2 separate regions of the Mus musculus genome follow, and region 1 is linked to region 2. Evidence: chromatin contacts called from ENCODE Hi-C or POLR2A ChIA-PET data. All regions are on one chromosome and are shown on one strand. The core of a region is the stretch at or near the end of the contact, and the rest is flanking DNA. Distances in the headings are between cores, read along the strand shown.

What was found. Hi-C counts contacts between places; a loop is a spot of excess contacts on that map. ChIA-PET counts read pairs that join two places held with the same protein, here RNA polymerase II (POLR2A).
Region 1: a map of T-helper 1 cell shows a loop between it and region 2 (2.8-fold over the local background). The contact joins the promoter of Spag7 here to the promoter of 4930544D05Rik in region 2. A Hi-C loop is called at or near these places in 1 of 37 maps with a recorded cell type or tissue (T-helper 1 cell). POLR2A ChIA-PET finds 5 or more read pairs at or near these places in 3 of 5 experiments (all embryonic stem cell).

The regions. Positions count from the first base shown.
Region 1 is chr11:70,665,358-70,671,002 of GRCm38, reverse strand. Spag7 (sperm associated antigen 7) reads left to right here and starts at 1,587. Exons shown (of 7, transcript NM_172561.3): 1 at 1,587-1,806; 2 at 5,639-5,645. The coding sequence starts at 1,722. It overlaps Camta2 (calmodulin binding transcription activator 2), which reads left to right. Exons shown (of 23, transcript NM_001190376.1): 20 at 92-112; 21 at 267-454; 22 at 583-657; 23 at 741-1,540. The coding sequence ends at 804.
Region 2 is chr11:70,612,573-70,618,226 of GRCm38, reverse strand. It overlaps 4930544D05Rik (RIKEN cDNA 4930544D05 gene), which reads right to left and starts at 2,333. Exons shown (of 4, transcript NM_001145537.1): 1 at 2,223-2,333; 2 at 1,923-2,123; 3 at 1,622-1,829; 4 at 1,337-1,469. The coding sequence starts at 2,288. The coding sequence ends at 1,429. Chrne (cholinergic receptor, nicotinic, epsilon polypeptide) reads left to right here. Exons shown (of 12, transcript NM_009603.1): 5 at 1-72; 6 at 522-622; 7 at 880-1,080; 8 at 1,158-1,272; 9 at 2,452-2,566; 10 at 2,641-2,827; 11 at 2,913-3,019; 12 at 3,099-3,344. The coding sequence ends at 3,254. It overlaps Mink1 (misshapen-like kinase 1 (zebrafish)), which reads right to left. Exons shown (of 33, transcript NM_001045964.1): 29 at 5,646-5,654; 30 at 5,412-5,561; 31 at 5,161-5,320; 32 at 4,933-5,072; 33 at 3,745-4,598. The coding sequence ends at 4,515.

The DNA.
Region 1 (5,645 bases), core at 338-2,837, 54 kb before region 2:
AGCATTTTCTCAAAAGTATACCAACACGCGTCCACCTAACCTATCTATCTCTGTGCTATGAGAGCCCTAACGTCCCCTCTCTTTCCACAAGCTGACCTGGATTGCACTTAAGGTATTAGGCATGAGATCTGGGTGTGAGTAGTCTGATTCAGCCGTGGGTGGGTCAGAGAACGGGCTCTACATCAGCCTAATTGAAGGGTGACCTTCAGAGGTTTGGATTTCTGTCTCTCCATTTCAGCTCCTGTCCCCCCTCTCCTTCCCTGCAGTTTGCACTCTATAAGAAAATGACTCAGGCGGCCATCCTGATTCAGAGCAAGTTCCGAAGCTACTATGAACAGAAGCGGTTTCAGCAGAGCCGCCGAGCAGCGGTGCTTATCCAGCAGCACTACCGCTCCTACCGCCGCAGGCCGGGGCCTCCTCACCGGCCCTCAGGCCCCCTTCCTGCTCGAAACAAGTAGGGACCACCCCTTCCTGCCCCTATACAGCCCTCAGTTTACCTCTTTGTTAATGCCCACTACCTCTATCGGCCCTCCAGCCTTTCCCTACAATGGTCTTAAAGTGGGGACTCTTCTTTCCCACCAGGGGCACCTTTCTCACCAAGAAGCAAGACCAGGCAGCCCGGAAAATAATGAGGTTCCTGCGGCGCTGCCGACACAGGTTCTAACCCCATCCTTACCTCTCTGCCCTGACACCTTTTCTGATCCATCAGTCTCCTCTGACTTGGCTCTGTCTCTCCGCAGAATGAGGGAACTGAAGCAGAACCAGGAGCTGGAGGGGCTGCCCCAGCCAGGACTGGCCACCTGACCTCTCCAACGCCTTTCTTCAAAACCCTGGGAGCCCCTTCTGGCTGTCTAAACAAGGAGAGGGCTTTCGGGACTAGGGGAGCCCCCTGTCGGCAGCTCTTCACCCCTTCACCTTTTTGGGAGCCCTTCGTAGAACCCCCGCCCCCAGGCCTTACACGTTTCCTCCCTTCTGGTTGTGCCTCCTCTTTTGGTCTCCGGCTCCAGAAGACCCACGCCCCACATATCTGCATCTTCAGCTGTGACCTCCGGAGCCCTGCCTGCACCTTCTCCATATCCCCGTTCCTGCCTGCACCTGACTCGGACCTTCCTGACTTGCCTTATTTATTTGTTCGAGAGTCTCTGATGAATGTATCCGCCTCGGTCCCCACCGCTGCCTTCGCTGCGCGCGCCCTCGTGTTTCAGGGGTGACTGCCCCCACCTTGACTCCGCATGTTTGCGTCTGTTTCCTCCTTTCCTGGCCCTGTCTTCCCCATCACCCTGACTCTCTGGTCGCCCACGTAGGGGCCAAAGAGGAGGGGGTGTACATAGGATCGCGAGGCGGAGTCCCGCTCCCGTGGGGAGGGGTGTGTACATAACTGTAACATACAGAGTATAGTGAAGAATCTATTTAAGGCGCTGCGCGGCCGGGCGTCTGATTCCCTGGCGCGGCGGGAGCCCCCGGCTGGCTCCACGAGCACTTTCTACTTGTGCATGGGCTTGGTTTATACGAATTGCCATTAAACGTCTCTGCACCAGCTAGCCTCCGGCCTCTCTCTGCTGGGGGCGGGGTAGGAAGGTCGCCACGCAAGTCGCCGGCCTCATCTCGCTGCCTTAAGCGGGGCGGAGCAGCGCGGTTTTTCGCTTCCGACGTGTTTCCGGCCTTAAAGGCATTTCGTCCTTCCCTTTAAGACGCACCGCCCCCTCTCACTCATTCCCAAGATGGCGGACCTACTGGGCTCCATCCTGAGCTCCATGGAGAAACCACCCAGCCTCGGTGACCAGGAGAGTCGGCGCAAGGCCCGAGGTGAGGATCCCAGATTCACAACCGCGTATCTTCGCCCGATTCTTGGGACCACACTCTTCCCTCTTTGAATAATGCCACCTCCTACCCTAACAGACCCCCCACAGGCCACTTCTGAGACCCTCAGAGTCCCTAAAAGGCCTGTCGGCCCGCCCGCTGTCTTTTGCAAACAATGATTGGCTACCTCAGCCTGCCTTCTACCTCCAGTCTCTTCTTCCTATCCTCGCCTTTTACAGTCCTTGTTTGCGATTGGTCAACGGGCCTGCCTGTCTGCTGTTGGTGAGCTCTGATTAGTAGGATGCCTTTCTTCCGATTGGAGGATGTCGTATCCATCGCCTCGGTCCCGCGAATCTCCAGTTCTATTACGATTGAGTTTAGGGCACGCCCATCCACCCGTCTGTTCCCCTCTATTGGCTAGCTCAGCCAAAAGCTCTACCTTTAAAGTGTTACCTTTTCTGACCGACCTCAGCCTCAGCTCCTCCCATTGGTTGGCTGGATCCTCCTATCTTTATGCCCCTTCTTGAGTTGACCCAGTCCCTCATACCTTCCACCGCCCTTTCCTAACTATAGCCTTAAATTCCTGTGCTGCCCAACTAGATCGTGATGTTGATTGGAGAGATGAGAATGCCCCGCAGGCTCCGATTCGCCATCTCTCCTTCCCAGCCCCCGCGCTGAGTAGCTAACCAGAAAGCTCGCTGGGGTTTGGCAGCCAGGGTAGGGTGCGGCCCGAAGTGGCCTGCCCTGTATTGGCTTGGAGCGCATGTGAAGGACTTTATAGAAAGGATAGCCTTAGGTGCATCCAGCTCCCAACCACGTGAGCCTTGGTCGTGGATAAGTCTCCTACCCGCACCTACTACCCATCTGCTCAAAGGAGGCAAGACAGGATGCTTTCAGAATGTTCAAAGACTGTTAAATATCTGTACTCCCTTATTTACAAAACTTGTGAAGCCAAAGATGCTCATCAAGGAGATTATAGACCATGTCTGGGACGTTTATTAATGATCATACGGAATTTTAATAACCAATTAATATACATGTGTAGGAAAGATTAATTGGGAGTCCCAGGCTTGTCTGAAATGAGCCGAGCAACAAAGAATAGGTAACTCAGTAAAGGGAGTGCAGTCTGTTCGAAAGCTATGGGAAAGCAGAGCTTAATAGGAAACAGGAGTTAGAGTTACTTAATGTTCAGCTGAGTAATAGGTGTGCTCCCATCAGCCGTCAGAATAGGAGGCTTTAGCCACTTGCCTCGGGTCTCAGGTTACTAAGCTGAATTTGGAACCCAGATGTGAGCTCGTAGCCTCAGTGTTCTTATGCTACCTCCCAAGATGCAGAAAACACTGGAAAAGCAATCAGAACACAATGAAAGGCCAAGATAGTGAAGTCAGACAGACGAGAGCTTCTAGTTTGTCAGGTCTTGGACTCTGACGTCTAACTGGACAGGTGAGCAGGGTCAACCCTCCAGCAGCTCATAGCCTGGTAAGGGAGACAGGGGGAAAAACAAAACAAAAAACCCCACGTCTTTAGCAGTGAATGTGCTTAGAGCGTAGAGGAAGTCTTGACTCACGGTGAGGATTCAGTGTTTGCTGTGAGAGGAGGAAGAGCATTCCAGAGAGAAGGAGCACGTGCAGAAGCATGGAGTGACTAGAAAACAGGAAGAATTCAGTGCCACTTTGGGGACTCAGTCCTGTGGAAGAAGCAAGCTTGGATTTTGAAACACCAAAAGAAAGGGGAAGGGACATTTGAAGCTGAGGAACAGGAGGAAGATGTGTGCCCAATCACAAGAGGCAGCAACCCCCTACCATGGGAAGCGACAGGCAGGATAAGGAACCAGGTTAAAAGTAGCTGAGCGGGCTGGAGAGATGGCTCACGGTTAAGAGGACAGACTGCTCTTCCTGGGAACCTGAGTTAGATTTGCAGACTCCACATCAGGTTCCTTACAACTGCCTGTAACCCCAGCTCCTGGGGGGAATCTGACATCTCAGATCTCTGTGGGCACTCGGATTCATACATAGACGAATATGCATAGTTAAGATAATAAAAATAAATCTAAGGAAAAAAGGTAGTCTGGTGGCTGGGAATGTTTCTCAGTCAGCGGTGAAACACTTAGCATATGGAAGACCCTAGGTTCAAGTCTCAACACCACATTTGTCAGTCCTCGGCTAGCATATCTGTAAGTTTGAGGCCAGCATGGACTCCATAGTGAGTTTCAGGTCTGCCTGGAAGTCTCAAAGCTGGGAGTAGGGAGAGAGAGCGGACAGCCCCGTATTGCTTATAGTTGGGGTTGCGGCTCAGTGCCAGAGCTCATGTCTAGGTATATCCCTGGGGTTGCAGCTGTCCCCCAAGGGCAGACGGGATGATCTGGTACAAAGGCAGGATCTGAGAGAGGGGAGGAGCATTCGGTAAAAGAGGAGAGTTTATTTATGGCTAACTTTGGACACCTCTGCCTCCAAAGAAAAGGTCAATGTCTTAGGGTTCCTGCTGCTATGAGGAGGCGCGTGATTGAAAAGCACTCAATGGGCTTTCTAGACCAGAGTTCCAGATTTCTTCTTCAGTGGCCCCACCCCCACCCCCAGCCCCCAAGCAAACCCAACATGGCCAGCCTTGTCACAACACTAGATCATTCTCCCTTACCAATTTCTGTCTTAAGAGTCTCTCCTGCTGTGGTAAAACACAGCTTGACCATAAGCAACTTGAGAAGGCAAGGGTTTATTTCTGCTTACAGTTTCACATCACGGTCCATCATCAAAGGAAGTCAGGCAGGAACTGAGGCAGTGCCCTGCTGCTGACTGGCTGGTTCCTCAGCTTGCCAGCCTGCTTTCTTACACACCCCAGGACCACCTGCCCAGGGCTGGCACCATCCACAGTGGGCTGGGCCCTTCCATAGCCACCATTTAATCAAGACAGGGCCCCACAGACTTGCCTACAGGCCAGTCTCATGGAGGCATGTTCTCCAGTCAGGTTCCTTCCTCTCAGATGACTTTACCTTGTGTAAAGTTGACAGGACAAAAACAGGGTGGGTGAGAAAGGTGTCAGATGAGCCATTTTAGCTTCAACCTATGCTTGGGGGTAGGGGCCACTCTAAAATGTAGGAAGTTTGCCTTTAATTAGAGCACTCAGGAGGCAGAGGCAAGCCGATCTCTGAGTTGAAGGCCATATAGACAGTTCTATGGTCTATATAGACAGTTCTAAGACAGTCAGGGCTACATAGAGAGAAACTCTGACTCAAAAAAAAAAAAAGGAAAGAAATGTGTTATATATATACGCATACATGTATATGTAAACACACACATATATATGTATGCATATACAATATAGGAAGTTAATAGCTGGGTGTGGGAGTGCATGCCTTTAATTCCAGCACTCCAGAGTCAGAAACAGGCAGATACCTGATTTTGAGTCTAGCCTGGTCTACATAATGAGTTCCAGGCCACTTAGGACTACATACTGAGATGCTGTCTCCAAAATAATAATTATATATAGAGAGATATAAAGCTAAATCATTACCCTGAAGCCAGTGTATATTGTGGGCATTAAGTGAATGCAAATTGGCTGTCTGGTAGAGTTGGTAAGTTGGCTGTGTGCAATTCTAGTCTTTGTGACTTGCACTAAACTGAGCTCTGCAAGGGAAAAACTGTGTCTGCCACTTTGGTACTCTGGGTCTGAGCACAGTGTCAGGTTGTGTTACAGAGGAAACATCAGGGGATCCTTGGTGAATGAACAGTAACCCTACTGTCCAAGCCCAGCACTTTCCAGTGGTTATCAGGCTGCCTTTAACCTGACCAGCTCGCTACCCGTGCGCCAGCCCTGACCTCCTGTGGTCCTTTCTCACCCCTAGAGCAGGC
Region 2 (5,654 bases), core at 1,084-3,583:
CTACCGCAGCACCTGCGCAGTGGAGGTCACCTATTTCCCCTTTGACTGGCAGAACTGCTCTCTCATTTTTCGGTAGGAAGAATCACTTCAATCATGATATTGAGAAGGGCCTAGAGCAGGGGACAGGGCCTGCTAAGGAGGGATAGGTGGGGTCTTCTTTGGAAGGTCTTTGGGAAGGAGTTGGAGTGAGGCACTGGAGTGAAGGGGTGGGAAGCTGGTGTAGGTTTGCAGTAGGCGTGGGCACAGGTTTCTTGCTGCCATCTTGTAGTTTGAGCGCATAGTCGCAGCTATTCCCCAGGAGGAGTCTGAGGCATAAAAATTACTTGAGTCCAGGAATCCCTTGGATAGCACGGTAAGCCCATCAGCAACCCAAAACAGAACAGAAAAGGAAGCAGGATTGGGAACGCGCTGGGGAATGTGGGCAAAAGAAGAGAGCCATATTACCCTGCCAGATTGAAGCTTCCAGGGTGGAACTAAGATGGCTGCCAGCTTCTGGGGTAAAGACTGGCCCTGTTTCACAGCTCCCAGACCTACAATGCTGAGGAGGTGGAGTTCATCTTTGCCGTGGATGACGACGGCAATACCATCAACAAGATTGACATTGACACGGCAGCTTTTACCGGTGAAGGGATATACCCCCTTTCCAAAAATTCTTCTCCCAGATAAGGTTCAAGGGGGGACGTTCAGGGTAGGGCTTGGCCTGAACCACACAACCGGAAGCTGAGCTTCTTGAAGTCAGTCTAGATGTGTTGTTTCCACACCCCCACCAGAAATGCCCCTCTCTACCATTCTGCCCCCGTGCTAACAGCCCAGGTTTCAAGCAGCCCTCTTGGCCTGGAGTTGCAGGTGTGCGGGCTGACTGTGCCCTATGTCCTGCAGAGAATGGAGAATGGGCCATAGACTACTGCCCAGGCATGATTCGCCGCTATGAGGGAGGTTCCACAGAAGGTCCTGGAGAAACTGACGTCATCTATACGCTCATCATCCGCCGGAAGCCGCTTTTTTACGTCATTAACATCATTGTGCCTTGCGTGCTCATTTCTGGCTTGGTGCTGCTCGCTTACTTCCTGCCTGCGCAGGGTAAGGGGTGACCCTGACTCCTGAACCCCAGGCTGGGCTTGCTCCCTGGCTTGCCTCTCACAGCTTGCTCCCTCTAGCTGGTGGCCAGAAATGCACGGTCTCTATCAACGTCCTGCTAGCCCAGACTGTCTTCTTGTTTCTAATTGCCCAGAAAATTCCAGAGACTTCTCTGAGCGTGCCACTGCTGGGCAGGTAATCTCAAAGTGGATCCCACAGAGATAGGGGCATGCATGGAGAATGTAGCCAAAGAAGGCTTGCATAGGGACCTGGTGTTGTCCCGTTCTGGACTTTTATTTGGACACAGGGTTGGACTGGGACAGTGATGGATTATCTGTTCCCCCATTCTCCTCACTGCTGCTGGGCGACACCTTGAGGTTTCCCGAGTCTCTCTGTTAAGAGGACAGTATAGTTCAGCATCTCCTTAATCATACCTCCTCTGACCCATGTCGCACCCTTTATCCCAAACGCACCGGATCCCCAGGGACCCCAAGGCCCAGTTGGCATAGGGTTTGTGGCAGAGATGAGGTAGACCCGTGCAAACCTCGTCCACACAGGTACAACCACGCCCCCTGGATCAGGTACCGGGCACTTGCGCCAGCTGCCGTTCCAGCTTGCCGAATCCCCTGCCCTGCGGCCAGGGCTACACGGGCCAGCGCCCTACCAGGATCCCCAGTGTCTGGGGCTGGGCCTGGGCAGTCGTTGCCGCCGTCCAGTCGCTGCACCTCCTGCTGCAGCCACAGGGCCGAGATCTACATTGGGGCATATGGGCTAGAGGTCCTTGCTTTTGTTGGCCTAGCCCTCTCCCCCTTTTATTCCCATCCCTCAGCCTCCCAGAGCAGCACCTCTAACAAGGTGGCTCCAAAGCTCATGATGCTGGCTGCAGCTTCTCTTAGCACCAGCCCTAGGGTGGCCTTCTGGGTGGGCGACTTGTCGGATTCCAGGGGGTCCTGGGACTTAAGCTCTCTGAACCTTTGCACCAGATATTCGTGAGCTGCGGCCACAGCAAGTTCCAGGGAAGATAGAAGTGGAGGCTGTAAGGCCACCTGGAGGAGCAAGGGTAGTGAGTGGAATGATCACATGGAAAGGGCCATAGCAGGAAGAGCTGGGGACCTCTCCAGATTCTGCCATTCTAATACCCTCACCTCGGTGGAGCTGTGGAAGTGGTAGACCCACAGCAGGGTGTCCAAATTGCTGGGAATCCCCTTCATGTCCGCAACAGATGGTATATGCAGAAGGGCCAGGACAATACTGGCATCGTTGAGGAGGATCAAGAAGTAACGCCACCAGCTGTGCGGAGGTGGTATTTGTGAGGTAGAGGGCAGCTAGTGCCTTGTTTGTGGGGTGCTGTGACATCAGGCTTCTGTATATCAGGTATCTTATATTCGTCATGGTGGTTGCCACGCTCATTGTCATGAATTGCGTCATCGTGCTCAACGTATCTTTGAGGACGCCAACGACTCATGCTACATCCCCTCGGCTGCGCCAGGTAAGCGCTGGTTGGAGAAAGTACTGCCCAGGGGTGGGAAGCGGGCTTGGAACCTCTCTCTGCCCCGGCTGCAGATTTTATTAGAGCTGCTGCCGCGTCTCCTGGGCTCGAGCCCACCCCCAGAGGATCCCCGAACTGCCTCACCAGCGAGGCGTGCCTCGTCTGTGGGCATTCTGCTCAGAGCGGAGGAGCTCATCTTGAAAAAGCCGCGGAGCGAACTCGTGTTTGAGGGTCAGAGGCATCGGCACGGAACTTGGACCGGTAAGCACTGCTCTTGGGTCAAAGGCATACACTCGCCGTTAGGGACGCTCTTTTAATGACCTAGCGCTTGCTGTTGCCTTAGCAGCAGCCCTCTGCCAGAACCTGGGTGCTGCAGCCCCAGAAATCCGCTGCTGTGTGGATGCTGTGAACTTTGTGGCTGAGAGCACAAGAGACCAGGAAGCCACTGGAGAGGTGGGTTGGGAGGTTGAGGCGGAGCAGTGCTAGATGCCCCGCCCTCCAGGCTCCTCCCTCGCTAAGCTCTCTCTCACAGGAACTGTCCGACTGGGTGCGTATGGGGAAGGCCCTGGACAATGTCTGTTTTTGGGCAGCTTTGGTGCTCTTCAGCGTTGGTTCTACTCTCATCTTCCTTGGGGGTTACTTCAACCAAGTTCCTGATCTCCCTTACCCACCGTGCATCCAACCATGAGCCTGCACTGGCACCCACCTCTCCCCCACCCCCCAAGAAAGAGATTTTGAAAACAGGCCGCTGACAATAAATCTGGTTTGTGAACTTGCAGGAGGGGTTGTGTGGTCATGTGGGTGGGTCCAACTCCTCAGGGAAGTAGAAGATGGGTGGGTGGTTTGGTCAGGCACTTGGAGGCAATTGGTTCAATTTTGCTCTTGGCTCCTTCTAACCTAAAGAATGTTTATCTAGTTGATAGCCAATGAGGTTTTTACAAGACCCAGATATAGAAACACTGAAGCCAGAAGTCTGGCCTGGCCCTGCTGGGGCTGGTAAAAACTATTCTCAAAGGGTCCTACCGTGTCAGGACTGATCCCTGGCCTATTCATCCACCTTACTTCGTCTCTATTATCACAGTAACTTCACAGAGCCTAATGCCTTTCCTCTACCCTCTGCATTCTCAACTCTCAAATCTCTCCAGGATTGAGAGAGAACAATAGTAGGATCTCAAAATGGTGGAAGCTGGTTGAATTGTCTTTATTAACAAAGGGGATATATCCAAGGCCACTACATTGAGAAAGGATACAGGAGGGAGAAGGGCTACTTGCTGCTCACACTATATACAGATGCAAGCAAGGGAGGATAAAGGCTGGGAGCTCTGAGCTCTCTCCTTCTAGGGAAGGGGAGAGGCTAGAAGGGGTGGGAGTGGGGAGGAAAGGGGGGAATGTTTTGGCTATGGGGTCCCTCCTCCATTCCCTGGGGGTTGGGGGGGAATCATTAAAGTGCTTTCAGAAAATGAGGAATGGTCCCTGCCCCTGGAGTGGCTGGTGACCGCCCCGCCTCCAGAACCCAGGGCCCAGTGAACACCCCCCCCCCAGAGTCTGGTACATTCAAGGGGGGAGCCGGCTCCCCTGGCGTGCAAATAAAGGGGTCAGGGCCCTGCTCATTCAGCAGCAATGGGGTAAGGGGTCCAAGCCCCAAGCGCTCTCCTCTTCTGTGGAGAAAAGGGGAGGAGCAAGTCCCACTCAATTCCTGGTAAGGGGAAGGAAGCTGTGTCATTCCCCACAAGTTGGGGAAAGGCACAGTTTTGAGAATGTTGGGGGAAAGGGTGGTCACGTGATCACGAAAGCTTCAGGGATATGAGGTCACGTTCCCAGCAGGCTCCAGTGAATCAAACCAGTAAAAGCAAAAGCCCAAGGGGGTGGGAGGGCAGGGGCGGCCTGGGTAGTCTGGCTGTGGGAAGAGAGCTGGGTCCATGTGGGGAGCCCCAGCCCAGGGGCCTCGTCACCAGTTCATGATGCAGTTACGGTTCAGAGTCATAAAGTAAACTTGGCTGCTTCCTCCAGAGCGGACAGAGGCAAAAAACACCTGAATAAAGTAGAAGAGACATCACCAAGGGCTAAGTGTGTGTGTGTGGTGTGGGGGCGGGGGGGAGGGGTATGCTGGGAAGAGAGACGAGGTTGACACTGGGGGAGAGAGAGGAAGTGAATGACACCTGTTTCTCTCTATCCCCAAGGAAAGGCAAAAAAGTGTTACCAGGTCCCTGGGGTAAAGGCAACAGAGCCCACAGGGAAGGAGGGTGTGGCTCTGACAGCTCAGAACAGCAGAACCATTCCAAACCCCCAGATGCCTGCCCAGAGCAAGGTCTGGAGAGGCAGCCCATCCCCTGGGCTAGGCTCCTTTCAGAGATACACTGCCTCACCTTGTCATTGCGCTCACACAGGAACTTGAGCCTCTGGGCTCGTTTGTGCATGAAGACCCCATCTAGGTGGCCTGTCTCCACAGAGCGGATCTCTATGGCCTTCTCACCCCAGCCCATTATCTGGTTGGAGCAGATGTAGGCTGAAGAGAGAAGATGGTGGAAGGGCTGTAAGGAGGTTTCAGTCCTAGTCACCTCGGAACAAGCAGCTTGGGGTGGCTCTTCACTTACCCACAGAGGTGGGCATCTCTCCCCACTGCAGCACCACATCCTTGATGATCCGCCCGTAAGTGTTGACATAGACACCCTCATCTTCATAGCACAGCAGCATCTCCATGCCATCAGTGTTGGGGAGGAAGATGATGGCGTGGGGTGTGATCTGGCTCTGGATCTAGGGAGAAGAAGGTGGACTGGGTGGGGTCCTCATGTCTGATGACCAGAATGGGTTGGTCTCCCTCGCCCCATAGCCCTGCTAAGCTCACATGTACAGGGATGTAGATGTCATAGCTGTTCCCAGAATCAACATCCACAGCATGGAAGCCAGCACTGGAGCCATAGATGACCTTGAGCCGCTGTCCCTCCTCTACTGTCAGGTCCACCAGTAGAGGGCGGTGAGGGAGGTCAGCAAAGGACTGTGGAGGAGAGAAGGCTCAGGGAAGACAGGTGCAGGAGCGTTCGGAACCTGGGAACATACTGGTGGCTGAGGCGGGGATTACCTTGAAGGC